Linked DNA regions of Homo sapiens: all the other regions are linked to region 1. A link is a loop called in an ENCODE intact Hi-C map of the cell type or tissue named here. Cell type or tissue: endothelial cell of umbilical vein. All regions are shown on one strand. Each heading gives the region's core, and the rest is flanking DNA. Links, peaks and the distances in the headings are about the cores only. Region 1 overlaps SLC7A14 (solute carrier family 7 member 14). Region 2 overlaps SLC7A14-AS1 (SLC7A14 antisense RNA 1). Region 3 holds the start of CLDN11 (claudin 11).

Evidence for each region. A loop is a pair of places that touch in the nucleus more often than their neighbours do. Peaks named below come from ENCODE experiments on the same cell type or tissue, not always from the same donor. Only the 100,000 strongest peaks of a DNase experiment are listed, where the experiment ranks them.
Region 2: a loop joins it to region 1, with 2.9 times the contacts of the local background. A loop is called at or near these places in 1 of 110 quality-filtered maps.
Region 3: it touches region 1 in a loop (6-fold over the local background); 1 of 110 quality-filtered maps calls a loop at or near these places.

Annotation. Positions count from the first base shown.
Region 1 is chr3:170,520,055-170,526,047 of GRCh38, reverse strand. All of the region lies in intron 2 of SLC7A14 (solute carrier family 7 member 14), which reads left to right. All of the region lies in intron 2 of SLC7A14-AS1 (SLC7A14 antisense RNA 1), which reads right to left. Among named protein-coding and RNA genes, the nearest start is that of SLC7A14-AS1, 56 kb to the right of the region's middle. In endothelial cell of umbilical vein, for the core only: no CTCF peak of the experiment used is centred there; DNase peaks (open chromatin) are centred at 1,817 and 2,597; H3K27ac peaks cover 798 bases.
Region 2 is chr3:170,611,799-170,617,791 of GRCh38, reverse strand. The region is part of intron 2 of SLC7A14-AS1 (SLC7A14 antisense RNA 1); the gene reads right to left. Among named protein-coding and RNA genes, the nearest start is that of SLC7A14, 29 kb to the right of the region's middle. In endothelial cell of umbilical vein, for the core only: no CTCF peak of the experiment used is centred there; a DNase peak (open chromatin) is centred at 2,981.
Region 3 is chr3:170,415,988-170,421,980 of GRCh38, reverse strand. CLDN11 (claudin 11) reads right to left here and starts at 3,113. Exons shown (of 3, transcript NM_005602.6): 1 at 2,689-3,113. The coding sequence starts at 2,914. RefSeq lists an enhancer at 2,413-3,365. In endothelial cell of umbilical vein, for the core only: a CTCF peak has its summit at 2,748; DNase peaks (open chromatin) are centred at 1,430 and 2,090; H3K4me3 peaks cover 2,573 bases; H3K27ac peaks cover 2,212 bases.

The DNA of each region.
Region 1 (5,993 bases), core at 644-4,643:
TGGAGTGCAATAGCGCGATCTCGGCTCACTGCAACCTCCACCTCCCGGGTTCAAGCGCTTCTTCTGCTTTAGCCTCAGCCTCCTGAGTAGCTGGGATTAAAGGTGCGTACCACAACGCCTGGCTAATTTTTGTACTTGTAGTAGAGCCAGGGTTTCACCATGTTGGCCAGGCTGCTGTCGTACTCCTGACCCCGCACTTTGGGAGGCTGAGGTGATCCGCCCGCCTCGGCCGCGGCAAGTGCTGAGATAACAGGCGTGAACCTCCGCTCCCGGCCTATTTTTTCAATACAGAGAATTATTCTGGTTCTCATACACCTCCCAGCTTCTCATTCCCTGTCACGTTCTAATGGCTCTGTTTTTATTTTAACTCTCCTTTACACCGGAAGATAGGTCAATCCTCTTGAGGGACAGTGGAAGGATACAGCTAAGATATAAATAATAAAGATAGGCAGAGCAGCAAAATGACAAGTCAGTAAATCTGATATGATTGGGATTTGATAAACCTCAAACTGGCATCGAGCCCCCAAGGAGAAGGAAGCCAGGCCAGGAGATTTAAAGCCCTTGTGAGAATCACAATGCGCCATCTGCCACAAACACCTCCACAGATTTATAGTCCACAGAGACAGGTCCACTAGCAGCTCCTTGTCTCCCCTTGAGAAAGAATCATAAAACTCATTTTTAAAAATAAGGTGCAAGGACTCACATGCCGATACTTTGTAAAAATGGCTCTCCTATTGCCTTTTCCTCTTCCTTCCTTTTCTCTTGAGTAGCAATCTACGGTATCTTCCCAGAATTGCTGGAGTAGGCCAATGGACAACTTGAGAAAGGAAAACCTCCGGCTTTTTGCAAAAGCATGAGGCTTTTCTGGGTTTTAGGGTGGCAGATCATGTGGGCCAACCCATGTACTGACAGCAAATGTCTTGGTCTCTTCGAATATTTCAGGAGAAGTGGGAATTCTAACTTATATTGGGAATTCTGTGTACCAATGCGTGCTATCATAAGAAAAGCATTACATTAATATCATACGTGTAGAATAAATAGTGCTCACATAGGACACAAAGACAGACTACAAGCATGCAACCAGAAAGTGTGCTGGTTTGTATTTAACGTCTCTTTAATTTGATAAGGAAAATAAGCTGAGTTTATTAACCTCCTGTCATGTCTTCTCTTTCCTGTTGGTTTTACCATTTATCCCCTTCTCCTGAAGTTATCCTCTCATAAGCACTAATACACTAATAGTTGAGGTTTCTTCAGAATTGAGGAGTTTTCTCTCCTATTGATGAAAATAAATTACTCACATGGATGAATTTTGGGAATACTTGCAATTCTATTAATGTGATAGCAATTACCTCCAAACTTTTTTGACAGAGAAATTGACTCACCATGAGTTTCTAGATCTAAACATGTTATCATGTGGAACAAAATGTGGATAGTAGGACAAAAGGCAGCCATATACCCAAAGGGTTCCACAGAAGGCACAGGGCCAGTGCATCAGATTAATGAAGACTACACAGTTTTCAATAGATCTCATCCATTTTGACCCAGTCTCCCAGACCACAGTGATTTTTGTGAATGAATTACCTGTGTCTTATTCTTCACAGGATACATTACATCTGGAAACCAGAGCCTGCCACCTACCCCCATCACAGTGCTCATGAGCAGTATATAATCTAGACTTTTCCACTGCTCACATGGAGAGCCTGAAATTGGTCCAGACTGTGTTATGCTGGAGCCAGCTCACACCAGCTGCCAAGAGTACTAATGGTGCATACCTCTTTCCAGCTTTACATTCAATGATGTCATGCTGTTAACTTGGCATCAGCTATGGAGGGCCTATGTGTTTGTTGTTGTTACCATTGTTCAGAGAATTAGTTGTTAAACCTTTACCAGCACATCACTAGGCCACCTCCACTAAAGACCCTGGTCCTGCCCAGTAATTGAGGCCTTCACCACAGCACCAAGCACAAGAAGAAAAAACCCTACCTCTCCCCAAAACAGGATTCCTCCTCTCCACATAACACTTCTCTATACTGTATGACTGACTTATCTAGCCACTGAGGCCATTTGGAATCCTCCCAGAGCCCCTAGTCAGGCCAGGACCAAAATATCATAACTTATGCCAATGTTAGCATATTTATAGCAGGTTTCTTCAAGCAGGCCTCTCACTCTTATGATTGTTGGTCACTAAACTAAAGGAAGTGCTGCTCCAGTGTCTTTTTTCCACTTTCACATCATCATCCCCATATTGTTTCACCTTTGGCAAAACTTCCCACTGCTTCTCCATACAACAATAATCAAACTCTCCTATATCTTCATCCTTTTAAATACACGGTCCTTTTCTCCTTCTGGTCTTAATTAAAACCTGGCTCACCTGAGGGTGAGTCCAGTCTCCACAACTGCACATTTATCTCCAGCAATAATTGCTGCTTAGTTGCAAGAATGAAGTAAAGAGAAAGTTGAGATTAACTTAGATTTAACTTTTTCCAAGCAGAGGGAGAAAAAAGTAATGGGGTTAAGAGTGTTTTCAAAGGAAGACTAAACTGTGCTGAATCACATAATCTAGGCTGAATAAGAAGGGAAGTGAAACACAAGAGTGACGATGACTCATGAAAAGTGGTGGAATCGGTAGAAATTGGAATTGTCAATCAGGTCAAGATATCATTGCAATAAAAATACTGGGAAAGTTAGACAGAAAGCTAGGAAGTGATGGAAATGATAAAGAGTGGGATGTTTGAAATAAAGATTTCAGAAGTAGTATAGCAATCAATAACATTCAGTTTAGACTTGAAACCTGGTTCAGCCACTGACTAGCTGTGAGACCTTGAGTAAGTTCCATAATTTCTCTGAACATCGGTTTCTCCACTTTAAAAATAATAATACCTACTTCAAAGGATTGTTGTCAAGACTAAAGGAGATGCATATTAATTGCCTGGTACATTGCCGAGCACATAGCACTAAATAAGTGGTTTTTATTATTTTGTGCCAAACCCTAAATTAGGTGCTTTCCAGAGAGTGTGGCCCTTAAAACTCTTTATCTCTTTAAAGTAGGTTTTATTATCTCCAATTTCACATACGTGGAAAATGTGTAAACCGAAGTTTAAATGACAGAACCCACATTCAAATCTGTTGATAGATAGGTTGAGAGATAATGTCAACAACTCTCAACCCTGGCTATGGGTTTAAATCACTTGGGAATTTTTTTTCTGTAATAATGAAAAATGGATGTTGGAGTTCAGTTTTATTGAGTTATAATTACATATCATAAAATGCATCCTTTTTTATATACACTTCTATGAGCTTTAGTAAACACATATAATCGTGTAAGCTTCACCACAATCAAGATGCAGAAGAGCTCCATCACCTCCAAAATAATTTCTCCAGGCTGCCTCTTTGTAGTTAATCCCTCCTCCCACTCCCAGCCCCTGGCAACCACTAATTTGTTTTCAGTCCCTATCGGTTTGCCCTTTCCAGAACATTATGTAAATAGAATCATTCAGTATATAACCTTTTAAGTTTGCTTTCTTTTGCTTAGCAAGATGCATTTGAAATTCATTCATGTTGTTGTGTGTATCAGAAGGTTGTTCCATTTTCTTGCTGAGTAGTATCCCATTGTATGGCTCTACTACCATTTGTTTATCCTTTTACCAGTTGGAGGACAACTGGGTTGTTTCCAGTCTTTGGCCGATGTAAATAAACTCACTGCAAGTATTTACATGTAGGTTTTTATATAAACACAAGTTGTGGTTTCTCAAGTAAGTACTTAGGAGTGAAGTTGTTAGTTTATATGGTAAGTGAATGCTCAACTTTATAATAAATAGCCAAGCTTTTTTCCAAAGTAGCTGTATTATATTTGACTTGCACAGGAATATGTGAAAGTTCCAGTTCTTTGCCAGCACTCAGAATTGTTAGGTGTGGTTTTTCATGGTTGTTTTGTTTTTTGTTTGTTTGTTTGTTTTGCCATTTTAAAAGGTATATAGCAATGTTTCAATGTGGTTTTAATTTGCATTATGCTAATTACTAATGATGTTGGACATCTTTCTATGAGTTTATTTGTCATCCATGTGCTCTCCTTGGTAAAGTGTCTATTTAAATCTTTTGCCCACCCCCCACCTTTTTCTTTTTTTTTTGAGATGGAGTCTTGCTCTGTCTCCCAGGCTGGTGTGCAATGGCACGATCTCGGCTCACCACAACCTCCACCTCCCAGGTTCAAGCGACTCTTCTGCCTCAGCCTCCCGAGTAGCTGGGACTACAGGTGCATGACATCACACATGGCTAATTTTTGTATTTGTAGTTGAGACAGGGTTTTACCACATTGGCCAGGCTGGTCTCGAACTCCTGACCTCGTGATCTGCCTGCCTTGGCCTCCCAAAGTGCTGGGCTTACAGGCATGAGCCCACGCCTAGCCCTTTTGCCCATTTTGTAATTAGGTTCTTTATTTTCTTATTAATCACTTTTAAGCATTCCTTATATATTCTAGAGACAAGTCCTATATTAGGTATGTATTTTTGCAAATACTTTCTCCAGTTTGTGGCGTGTCTTTCAATTTCTGTTTATCTCTTTTTAAAAATACTGATGCCCAGGCACCACCTCCAGAGTTTCTAATTCAATTGGTCCAGGGATTGGAATTTTTAAAGTTCCCCAGGGAATTCTAATTCTAATTACTTTTGCACCAACATAATGGAAACTATTTGGACAGCACAATCTTAAGAGAGTTTTTGGCCTTGCCGCACCATTCCCCATGCTATGCAAACCAGCTTATAACATGAAACAAATCTGACTCACAGAGCAATCTATTTTCTTTACAATTTGTCAAGCTGGGAAGTTATAGCAACTTGCCAAGCTCCTCCCACTAGTCCTGCCCCAACGTTATAATTGCCCACTGCCCTGTCACAGGTGGAAGAAAACTTATCAGAGGAAGCAGCTTGTGCTTTGTCCAAAAGGTCTTATCTACTCTTCAATAGCTCAGTAGGCCACAACCAGACCCCATAGCCATGCCAAACCTAAAAGCCCTTTTGTATATTGCAGATTGTATAAACTAGATAGAGGAAATAGGTTTCTTTTCATCATGGTTCCCACCTACAGCCTTTTGGAGAGACTGAAGGGTGGAGGCAGGATGGTTTACAGAGGTTCTCTAATGTAGTTGGCTATGGATGAAACAAAGCAAAGCCATCGTGCCAGTGACATCCAGCCATTCAAAGCCCCAAGAGGCTCTTATTTGAGTAGTGGAAGAGAGGCAGATTAAACTTTTTTTCTAAATTTATATCCAGTCCTCTTTTAACATTATTAAAATTGTTCCTCAAACAGAATATAGGTCTGAATCACTCCTAAGTTCATACACTGTCTATAATAACCCTTCAAGCCCATTTCCCAAATGTTTTTGGTAAGGATTCAACAACAGTATGCATACACAGCATCAGTCCTTTCCCTGGTACACAATACTTACAATTTTTGTCATCTACTCATAAGAAATGTTTGGCAAAAATCTAATAAGATAAGGTTCAGTAAAAATGTATTGGGCTCCTACCATGTATCAGTCCTGAGACAGTACCAAAAATAGGCAAGAAATTGCCTCTTCTCTATTTCCAAAGGACCCATTGCTATTGGGTCCCATTGCTCATTGATGGAGATGAATGCTAAATCTGATAAGTGACTATGGCAATAATAGTCATAACAATGTAATGGTCATAGTGGCAACTACCACTTATTGAGTACCTACTTTGTACCAAAAGAGTTCTAAGTGCATAACCCATTATTTTACTTAATCTTCACAAAAACCATATGTGACAAGTGGTGTTACACTTACTGCATATTACAGATGAGAAAACAGAGGATTCTGAAAGGTTTGGCTCCTTTGCTTAAGGCTCCTGCTTAAGAGGTGACAGCGTAAGGAATGGAGTGAAAGCAGTCTGACTCCAGAGCTCACTTTTTAATCATTCTGCTACTCTGCTACTGTATTAACAGATTATATTACATTCAATTGCAGACAACAAAAC
Region 2 (5,993 bases), core at 1,025-5,024, 91 kb before region 1:
ATAATAAGAGCTATTTATGACAAACCCATAGCCAATATCATACTGAATGGGCAAAAGCTGGAAGCATTCCCTTTGAAAACTGGCACAAGACAAGGATGCCCTCTCTCACCACTCCTATTCAACATAGTGTTGGAAGTTCTGGCCAAGACAATCAGGCAAGAGAAAGAAATAAAGGGTATTCAAATAAAAAGAGAGGAAGTCAAATTGTCTCTATTTGCAGATAACATGATTGTATATTTAGAAAACCCCACTGTCTCAGCCCAAAAACTCTTTAGGCTGATAAGCAACTTCAGCAAATTCTCAGGATACAAAATCAACGTGCAAAAATTACAAGAATTTCTATACACCAATAACAGACAAACAGAGAGCGAAATCATGAATGAACTCCCATTCACAATTGCTGCAAAGAGAATAAAATACCTAGGAATACAACTTACAAGGGTGGTGAAGGACCTCTTCGAGGAGAACTACAAACCATTGTTCAAGGAAATAAGAGAAGACACAAATGGAAAAACATTCCATTTGAAGAATCAATATCATGAAAATGGTCATACTGCCCAAAGTAATTTATAGATTCAATGCTATTCCCATCATTGGGAATCCCATCAAGCTACCATTGACTTTCTTCACAGAATTAGAAAAAACTACTTTAAATTTCATATGGAACCAAAAAAGAGCCCGTATAGCCAAGACAATCCTAAGCAAAAAGAACAAAGCTGGAGGCATCGTGTTACCTGGCCTCTAACTATACTACAAGGCTACAGTAACCAAAACAGCATGGTACTGGTACCAAGACAGATATATAGACCAATGGAACAGAACAGAGGCCTCAGAAATAACACCACACATCTGCAACCATCAGAACTTTGACAAATCTGACAAAAACAAGCAATGGGTAAGGATTCCCTATTTAATAAACAGTGTTGGGAAAACTTGCTAGTCATATGTAGAAAACTGAAACTGGACCCCTTTCTTTTTTTTTTTTTTTTTTTTTGAGACGAAGTCTTGCTCTATTGCCCAGGCTGGAGTGCAGTGGCGCGATCTCGGCTCACTGCAAGCTCCGCCTCCTGGGTTCATGCCATTCTTCTGCCTCAGCCTCTTGAGTAGCTGGGACTACAGGTGCCTGCCACCACACCTGGCTAATTTTTTTTTTTTTTTTTTGTATTTTTAGTAGAGACGGGGATTCACTGTGTTAGTCAGGATGGTCTCGATCTCCTGGCCTCGTGATCCACCCGCCTCGGCCTCCCAAAGTGCTGGGATTACAGGCGTGAGCCACCACGCCCGGCCACCTTTCTTACACCTTACACAAAAATTAACTCAAGATGGATTAAAGACTTAAACGTAAGACATAAAACCATAAAAACCCTAGAAGAAAACCTGGGTAATGCCATTCAGGACATAGGCATGCCATGCGCAAAGACTTCATGACTGAAACTCCAAAAGCAATTGCAACAAAAGCCAAAATTGACAAATGGGATCTAATTAAACTAAAGAGCTTCTGCATAGCAAAAGAAACTGCCATCAGTGTGAATAGGCAACCTACAGAATGAGAAAAAATTTTGCAATCTATCCATCTGATAAAGGGTTAATATCTAGAATCTACAAGGAACTTAAACAAATTTACAAGAAAAAAACAACCCCATCAAAAAGTGGGAAAAGGATATGAACAGACACTTCTCAAAAGAAGACATTTATACAGCCAACAAACATATGAAAAAAAGTTCATCATCACTGGTCATTAGAGAAATGCAAATCAAAACCACAATGAGATACCATGTCACACCAGTTAGAATGGTGATCATTAAAAAGTCAGGAAACAATAGATGCTGGAGAGGAAGTGAAGAAATAGGAACGCTTTTACACTGTTGGTGGGAGTGTAAATTCGTTCACCCATTGTGGAAGACAGTGTGACAATTCCTCAAGGATCTAGAACCAGAAATGCCATTCGACCCAGCAATCCCATTACTGGGTATATAACCAAAGGATTATAAATAACTGTAGTATAAAGACACATGCACACATATGTTTATTGCAGCACTATTCACAATAGCAAAGACTTGGAACCAACCCAAATGCCCATCAATGATAGACTGGATAAAGAAAATGTGGCACATATTCACCATGGAATACTATGCAGCCATAAAAAATGAGTTCATGTCCTTTGCAGGAACATGGATGAAGCTGGAAACCATTATTGTCAGCAAACTAACATAGGAACAGAAAATCAAACACCGCATGTTCTCACTCGTAAGTGGGAATTGAATAATGAGAACACATGGACACAGGGAGGGGAACATCACACACCAGGGTCTGTCAGGGGGTTGGGGGCAAGGGGAGGGATAGCATTAGGAGAAGTACCTAACGTAGAAGACGGATTGATGGGTGCAGCAAACCACCATGGCACATGTATAGCTATGTAACAAACCTGCACGTTTTGCACATACATCCCAGAACTTAAAGTATAACAAAAACAAAATCAAACAAAAAAAAGTAAGGTTAGGGAGGCATGACAGTAACTACATTCTGATAATAAACATGTCTTTTTTATTAAAATAAAAAATAAAAAAATAGAGTATTACATAGTAAGAGCTAAATAAGTTAATTCTCACCGACACATTATATACTGGACTTATCGGTCAAAGAAATTCTCAATCCTTCAGAACTAGCTATAATGATACTCTAATAATATGCAGATGTGGCAAGGTTAATTACTTCTCTTGGGAAATACTTGCATTTTAATAATGGCCTTGCATGCTGTTTTAACCTAAATGCTTAACTCTGATAGTGGGAATGTCAGACACGGTAAGGGGTTAATCTACTTGACTGCTTGCCTCCCTGCACCTGTGGCCCTCTAAGCTTTTCAATTTGGACCATTTAACCTTGATGCGTGGATTCAGCCCTGGGACAGGGCCTGGCACTATTTCTCTCTCACACTAGAAAGGATTACGTAACCCCAGCACAGTCACTTGGTGACTCAGTCCCAACACAACTTCAAAAATAGTTTCATGCAGTCTTTTCCTGTGCTTCTTATAGGTTCCAATGGCTGAGTCCTCATCTTTGTTCCTGAACCTGTGCCAGTTTCTTCTAAAGCCTGCCTTGCTTTCCCACTTATCCCCACCTCCTAGAGTTCAGAGACGTCCTGCTGACCCTCAGCCTGCAATTTCTTATTTTACAAGCTTCTTATATAAATTAAACAATGTCACAGTCCTCCCACCTGCTGGAACACTCACCCTTTGCCTCCCACAGAACCTCCCTGATACCCACGGTCCACCCATCTGGACCACCACCTGTTGACAACTGACGGTACCTCCTATGTCCCTACTGATGTCTTGGGCTCAGTGAATCACATTCTGTTGGTCCTGGCACCAACCACACTCTAGTTCAGTAGCAGAAAGGAGAGAGGCATTTTGTAGAGTTGTTAAATCACTGGTACCAAAGCCAGGCCTGGATGATATCCCATAAATAGTTCCTCCAGGCATCAAAGCATAAGACATTTCTTCAGTCACTGGAGTCATCACAGCTGCCCCTCATAAAGTGTCAACACTATCATGCCAGTGGCAGGGAACAGAGGCAACTCTAAACAACAGAAGCAGGGGTCCATATCTGTGGGGTTCTGACTCCCTCAAGGCTTTGTGGTGATGATACTAAGGATCTCTAAACATGTTTTCGTGTTTTCAAAAATTCCTGAAATGCTTTCTATTGTCCTAGAATTGGTGGCCAGTTATCTTTACTTTCTAACAGTGCCATCTATGGTTGCACCATGCACTGCCCAAGAACATACTAAGAGCTAACAAAACATCCCTACTACTCCCAAGCATCACACCAGCCCAGTTTACACAAGAAGGCTGGAAGTTGGGAAAGCACATGTGATGTGTCCCATTGCAGGGAGTTCTGTGTTCATGGTGAGAGGCTTTTCCTCTGTTTACCAGCAGGGAGGACAGGCACTTTCTTCTCACATGTAATATTTGGTGTAACATTAGCTGCTGTAATCGGTGAATCCAAAATTCCATTATGGCTCAAACACAATAGTTTCTTTCTCACATAACAGTTCAAAGCAGGTGTTGTAGTTCCACCAAGGGCTTTCCTCTGTACGTGATTCAGGGATTCTGAGTTTTTCCATCATATTGTTTTGCCATCATTTCCTGGGTCCTCATGATCTGCAACCAGCCGTTGGAAGTGGCAAGAGCGCCTGAAGTGAGCACATCTGCCTCCTAAATGCTTTGACCTGGATATGCACCACATCACTTCTGCTCACAACCCATTGGTGAGAACCAGTCATGTGGGCACACCTGGAGGCAAAGGGGCTGGGAATTGTAGGCCCTGATTGGAAAGCTCTTTCTGAGAGACATGGGGAAGAGAGGGAAGCACAAATCCTAGTGGATATCTACCTACAACTGCCACATTACCTAGTAATATCAAGTGAAGGAGAGAAGGCTTCACGGGCATCACTTGTAGAGATTGAAGGTCCCTGCAAGAAGTGGAGGCTATCACTCCACCTCTGGATGGATGCTTACAGAGCCACACAATCTCAATCTTGTTCTGGAATCGCAGAGAGTGGTAACAGAATTGTTAGGATACCTAAACATATGTCCACTGATGGGGCAGAAGAGATGCTTCTGAACCCAGAGACTAGTGCTTGCTTTTTGTCTGGATATTTCTAAAAAAGAGTTAGCAGAGTGAGAAATATCAATAATATACCATATCATGTAAGAAAATGATGAGACTGGGACAGCCTCATCCCAGTCCACCATGACTCTCAGAAGGTATGGAACATACCTCAATGATTTTTATAGCATCATGAAAAGGAACATAGAAGCTGTAGCAGGAGAGAGGAGATGTAAGGTTGTCAGGGCAGCTATGAGCCAAGTGAGGTAATACCCTATTGGGAGAGGAGGGTAGGAACCTGGACTGCTAGCCAGGCTGAAAAAGAGATCCAATTGTCTCTCTCTGAGGGGATCTCAGTACCAAGGGTGGTCGTGGGCCGGGAAACAGACAGAATTTGACACCACCCTCAAGGAAACCTTGAAGACTACCTATGCAAAACTACCCCATCAACTACCCCATCTGTTTGGGCCACCAGCATCTAACAGAACCAGATCAGAACAGAGCTTGGTCAGAGATATCTCCCTACCACACATATGTGGCCAGTTATGTAAGATGACCCCTGCCTGCACCATCTCTCCTTCTTGACTCCTAGCACCCCAGAGGATGAGTACCTAAAAGAGGAGGAGAGATAGGGGTGTGTGCATCTTCATCCTCCTCTGCTTCCAACATTTAAAGGTCACTGCTCAGGTCTGTGCTGCAAGGACAGGGTCGGGGGATGAGTTTTAAATAGACTTAGAAATTGAAAGTTTTAAATAGACTTAGAAATTGAACTGGACTCATAATTAAACAAAGGTGACAAGAAAGTTATGAAATCAGCTGAATATGGTGTTAAGAAACAGGAAATAGGGGACTTATCGGAGCATAGCTTATAGTGGTAATTGGGAAAATAAAACTGTTATACTCCACTGAGTTTTATCTTCTCAATACATTCATTGTTAAACCTATTCCTGAGCCATTACCTGCATGTATTTTCCTGATTAAGAGCTAACTTTCTAATTTCAGGAGTGGGGTTAAATGCAGGCTGTTTTTTCTTTAAAGTGTGGGCATTAATTTAGGGAAGATGGTCTGGTAACCACAGGTAAAACCCAACCAAGCTTTAATTTTGCCTTCCAATCTCCCTTGTCTCAAAAGGGCCCCAAAAGAAGATGGGGCTCCCAGCCAACAGAAGAATAAAGTTTCTTCTCATTCCAAGCAGGATTTCACGCTCACAGATGGTGAAGAGGAAATGGAGTGGTTCCAACTGTGACTTCCTAAGAAAACTAGGTCTTCTTCCTCCCATTAGGGGAAAAGACAGCACTGGCATAGGTTTCAGAAGGTGCACCACAACAGCATGGACTAATGCGTTGCATTACCTTAGGCTATCCTGGAGACAGTGGTTATAGCCCTGA
Region 3 (5,993 bases), core at 881-4,880, 100 kb after region 1:
GGTATTCACGGAGTTAACACAGTGCCCACAACAGATCATGGAAACAATTGCGAATCAAGGAATAAGAGAACTGAAAAATAGAAGAGTAGAGCAAAACTACATGAACTTTATCCTGTCAAGTAAAATGCCAAGTAAAAACTGTATTAAGAAACAGATTACAATATGTGTCACATTTATTTAGAATAAATCTGACAAGATACTGGGAGAATTTCACAGACAAATTTGTTTCACTTTCAAATGTAATGTTTCTCATTAAAACTCTCCCTCCTCTTAAAAAAGGTGGGGGGGGTCACATTTATTACCCTCCCTTTTTTGCTCAGAAGGAACTAGTACTAGTGGCCTGGGTGAGGCAGAGTTCATAGCAAAGCCAGGAATCTAGCCGACATCTGCCTCACACACCACGACCCTCACGTGCAAAAAGGCCTAACTTCAACGCTGTCTCTTAGCAAGGAACGTTTTGCCAGAATTCGGACTTCACAAGGGCCCTCTTCCAGCACTGCCCATCTCAGCTCCTTCAGAATTAAAGATAATCAGTCAAGTGTCTACTGACTTGAAGATCTCCAGAAAGGAGCTCCAGGAAGTCTGAGGCCCATCCCCTGACCCAGCCGTCCGCCTCTGCGGCTTGTAGAGAGCCAGTACTCACACAAAGCAGGCAGTCAACTGGCAATGCAGGTTCTGAAATCCATGGCACTGGCTGTCCACATGCTACAGTGCCAAGGCCATGTCCGGACACCAAAAGATAGGGACAGAGGACTGTTCCTGCCTCCACCCAAAGTATGAGGGAGGGGGAAGGCAGGAAGGACTAGCGCCGCCCCCCACCCCCCCCCCACCCCCAGAGTATGCACTCCCCTCTGGAGGACAGCCTTTGTTCTCTGAAAACAAACCACTTGGCACTGAATGCTCAGTAAAGTTAATTTCAGGAGAAGAAAACAAAGTTAATTTTATGCTTCAAAGATCCCTACAAATACCATGCCCAGCTTTTAATAAAATACTATAGGTACCATTCATGAAGCATCTACTATCTCAAAGGAGATTACATTTCTTATCTCATTTAATCCTCAAATAATCGTGAAAGATGGGTGGTTGATCTGATTTTAACTTTTAAAAGAAGACAACCGTGGTTCACTGAGGCTAGCAATTTGTCCCCCCTCACCCAGATTGTGAGTCCTGGATGCCGGAGGCTGGCCCGGGTCTGCCAACACCAGCATTAGCCAAAGCTGAGTCTAGATCTGCGTTCGTTGACCTCTGGCCTTCTGAAAGTTCAAAATGAAGGAAAGGATAGCGTAAGGCAAACCAGGCAAGCACTGCCCGCAGCTATTGTGTGCCAGAGGCCATGCCAGGTCCAGAAGAGGAAGCAAAGAGAATAACAGGACGCCATCTCTATCTTCAAGGAATTTAAAACGTAGTGGGAGAACTTCACTCACGAACAATCAACAAAAAACAAGATAAAATGTGCCTTTGTGAGGATAAGAGCCAAGTACTAGGCAGCAAGGAGAAAGGAGGGATTCAGATTCCGACTGCGAGGACCGGAAATAGGGCGTGCTTGGAGGAGGCTTAAGGGGCGAGCACAGTCTTATCTGACTGGCGGCTTCAGGGACAGGTTTCTCCCCATCTTGAGGAAACCGGGAAAATCCTTTAAGTGAGCACAATCCACGAAGGCTGGGGGACAGAAGCCCACCTTGTAGGGACATGCCTTGGGGGTAGAGCAGAGATTCCAGCAGAAAACCAAGGGGGTGCCCGCGACCTCGCCATTGCCCAACCCATTGGTTTAAATCTGAATTGAGGCTGTCGCCCAAAATGTTTCCACAGGACACATGTGAAAATGTGGCCCCTGGCCGGCGCTAGGCTGTCAATTTTTACCTCCCCTTCCCAATCTGAGACACGCTGGAGGGGTGGCGGCGAGCGACCCTCGGCGGCGCGCTCCGTATCTCCCCAGTGGAGTCCGCCCTCCGAGGAGCGCCCGCTCGTCCCTATCCAACCCAGCGGCGCGGAGCGGGAGCCGGCGTCACCGCAGCCCCGCAGTCTGACGCGCCCACAGCAGGGGCGGGGGTAGCGGGGGCAGCGGAGATGGCCCTGGGCACGTGCGGGAATCAACGTGACATTTCCCAAACCAGGCAGCCCAGAGAGCCCTGGACGTGAATTGCTCAGCGGCTGCGCGGACGGAGCTAGGAGGGCTCTAACCTGGCCGGGGGCGCTTCGCCCATCCCATGAGGACCGAGAAACTCAGCCTGAGCCGGTTCGATTCTCCTGTCAGCTTGTGTTACACGCTCCTTCTCACCTCTGCGGGCGGAACCTAACGCGAAGGCTCGGCGCCCCGGGGGAGGCCGGGCGGGAGCGGGAAGCACTTCGGGAAGCGGACGGTGGAAGGATGCGGGCTGGGACCGCAGTAATTAACACGGACTCAGTTCCTATTAGGTGTTCCGGTTTGTTCATTCTCAAAGGGACCCGGCCAGTGTTACCACCGGCCACATTGCCACTATTATCTCAAATTCCAGATAAGAATACTGCGGCCTAGAGAAGTTAAGTTCGGGGCTGCCTAATTCTTTTACAACAAGGTGGGACTAGGGATGTCAAAAACGTACCCAAAGGTCTTCAAGCCCCCAAAATGTCTCTGTGACGCCGTCTAATATCCCGCTCTCTACCCAGAGGATAAGGATTTGGGAGCCGCCGCCAAGCTCGGGTCCTTACCCGGCAGGATGAGGATGTCCACCAGGGGCTTGCAGTGGTACAGCCCCGTGGCCATGACGCAGTCGGCCCACAGCCCCTTGGAGCCCAGCTCATCCAGCTTGCGGCAGGTGGGGATGGTGTAGCCGCAGGTCACCACCCAGTCATTGGTGGAGGTGGTCACGATGACCCCGATCCAGCCCACGAAGCTCGTGACGAAGCCCACCACCTGCAGGCACGTGGCCACCATGGTGGCCGCCAGGATGTCCCCGTGCCTCGCCCCTCACGGCTGTGCCTGGGCCTGGGCTGGACAGTGCCTGCCCAGGTACGTCTCCCACGCTCGCGAGCCGCTGGAGGGCGACGGCCCGAGGCGGGACACTGGAGGTGGAGGTGGGCGCCGGAGGCTGCGAGCTCAGCGGCGAAGGGCGCACGGCGGGGACAGCAGCGCTGCTGGGCAGCGCGCCCCCGCCCCCTCTTTAAGCCCCGCGGCTCCGGCCGGCGAGCACCAATCGGCGGCAGCCCCGGGGCGCGCCGGCCAATCGCGGGGCGGGGCCGGGAGGGAAGCGTGAAGGGGAGCAGAGTAACCCCAGGGGGGCCATTGGGCCGCCCCACCCCGTCCGCAGCGCAGTCCGGCGATGCAAAGTAAAACAATTCCATCCAGGTCCAGAGAAACGGAGAGCGCAAAGAGGGCGTGCGTTTGTCGAGAGTTCTGTTTTCCTGCGACTGGTTTCTCTTCTTATAGCCCCTCTCTCATCTCAGTCTCTGGGTGTCCATTCCGCTCCGACCCTCCTCAGCTCCTCCCTGCTCGCTCCTTCTTCCCTGCTGCGAGCACTCCAAGGGCGCTCGGTACAGTCCCCCGACGACCCAGGATTGTGACAGACTGAAAAGTGCAGTAGGGACAAACGCGAGGCATTCAGTACACACAGTTACTAGAAGAAAGAAAACGATGCTTTTCAGTGGTTGAACATCATCAGCGGCAAACGTGGCCATAATAATCAACAATAGCAACTCACATTTATCGAGCTGTGTTATATATTATGCAGATGCATTTTACATGCATTAGCTCATTTAATCCTCATAACAGCCTTTGAGGTAGGAACAATTGTCAATGACACATACTAGGCCGGGAGTGGTGGCTCACACCTGTAATCCCAGAACTTTGGGAGGCCAAGGTGGGCGGATCACCTAAGGTCAGGAGTTCGAGACCAGCCTGACCAACATGGTGAAACTCCATCTCTACAGAAAATACAAAAATGAGCCGGGCATGGTGGCGCATGCCTGTAACCCCAGCTGCTTGGGAGGCTGAGGCAGGAGAATAACTTGAAGGAGGTTGCAGTGCGCCAAGATCGTGCCACTGCACTCCAGCCTGGGCAACTGAGTGAGACAACGTCTCAAAAGCAAACAACAACAACAACAACAAATTACACGCACTAGCCATAGAGAAACAGCACAAGAAGGTTGAGTTGCCCAAGTTCACGCAGCTAGGAAGGGGTAGATACCATGGGCCCATCTCATCCCTTTCACGAACTGTTTCTAGGAAACTGTCCTGATCAGTCTGAAAATTCCTAAGGGGTTCATGTGTCCCATTTTAGACGCATTAAAAGCTACAGCAGACTTCTCTGGCTCACTGTAAATAAATTAATATCTGTACCCCACTGAGAAAACTGCCTAGCCCAGAATGAGCGCTCTGATAGTGTAAAGCTATCATCATCACCATCAACATCATTAAGCCACCATGCATACAAATAGGCCGCATTATTTGCACCTTTTTATTCAGATAGGGAAGTCTTCCTTGAGCTGCATTTACATTCAACAGTTTTCACTCCCTTTGAAACATTTGGCTTATCTTATTATCTCCTTCTATCCATTCCCTTGGACCACTGCCTCCTCACCAATCATGAGACTTAAAGGTGTGAGGATTTCAGAAAGCACAAAAACTTCCTGCTCAGCGTTCTAAAATCTAAGATACTAACCATAAATCATAGGTACTGAGCTTTCCCAAAGCCAGCCCTAATGCTGGTTATCAGTGCAATCACCATGTCTTCTAGGAAAGCCTGGACTTGAGGAGACAATTACATTTCCCTGGAGACCCCAAGGAAATCAAGTGCACACACAGAAATGGCTCTTGTAATTGATAGCAGAGTGTCAAGTACAAGGGTCACAGTAATCACCCAGGAAGCACAGTGACTAAGAACACAGTCCAACTGCCCAAGTTCAAATCTTGGCTCCATCACTTTCTGGCTGTGAGACCAAGTTACTTTATCATTCTTGGCCTCCTTTTCTCATTTGTAAAATAAGGATGAAAACTGTACCTACCTCATAGACTTTTTTTTTTATTCTGTGAGCTATTAGGTTGGTGCAAAGTATTAAACATAACGGCAAAAACCACGATTACTTTTATACCAACCTAGTAATATATATGCAGAACTTAAAGTAACATTGGTACAAAGTAAGTATTCAGAAACCCCTGGCTAATGTGATGCTTCAGAACGTTGTTGTTGTTGTTGCCGTTGTTGTTGTTTTGAGACAAGATCTGTGTCACCCTGTCTACAGTTCAGTGGCGTGATCACAGCTCATTGTAGCCTTGAACCCCGGGACTCAAGTGATCCTCCCACCTCAGCCTCCTGAGTAGCTAGGACTACAGGCATGAGTCACTATGCCCAGCTAATCTTTCTTATTATTAGTAGAGAGAAGGTCTCACTATGTTGCCCAAGCTGGTCTTGAACTCCTGCGCTCAAGCAATTCACCTGCCTTGGCCTCCCAAAGTGCTGGGATTATAATAGGCATGAGCCAGCAGGCTTGGCCTGATTTTGCATTCTTATGTATCCTCCCTATATTCGTATGAGTTTGATTTGTGGAAACTATTCCATAGGAGTATGTTCTGAGTGAGCCATTGTGTTTGGGGGACGTTTCATCACCAGGGTCTATGGACTGAATGTTTTCAGATATTTCCTTATAACACTTTTTTAAAATGGCTTTTGTGCTAAATACAACATAAAACATAAAACCCAAGCAACATCAACTTCTTGTAAAAGCACTCATGGAATCTGCACTCTTATGCCTCCATTAGAATTTGACATTCGAACCATGAAACTTCAACCAATCAGAATATAATAATGCCCAGATCATCCACAGGTCACACACACATAGTGTTTGTAAAGCCAGATTTCAGAACTCAGGCACTAAATGGTAAAAAAAAAAAAAAAAAAAAAAAAAAATTGCCAAGTTGTTAAGATTGCTGTCTTGGACTGGGACCTCCTAGGTTCACATTCTGTCTTCACCACTTGAGCTGGCCCTTCACCTACGTGACTCTCAGGTTCTTCATGTAC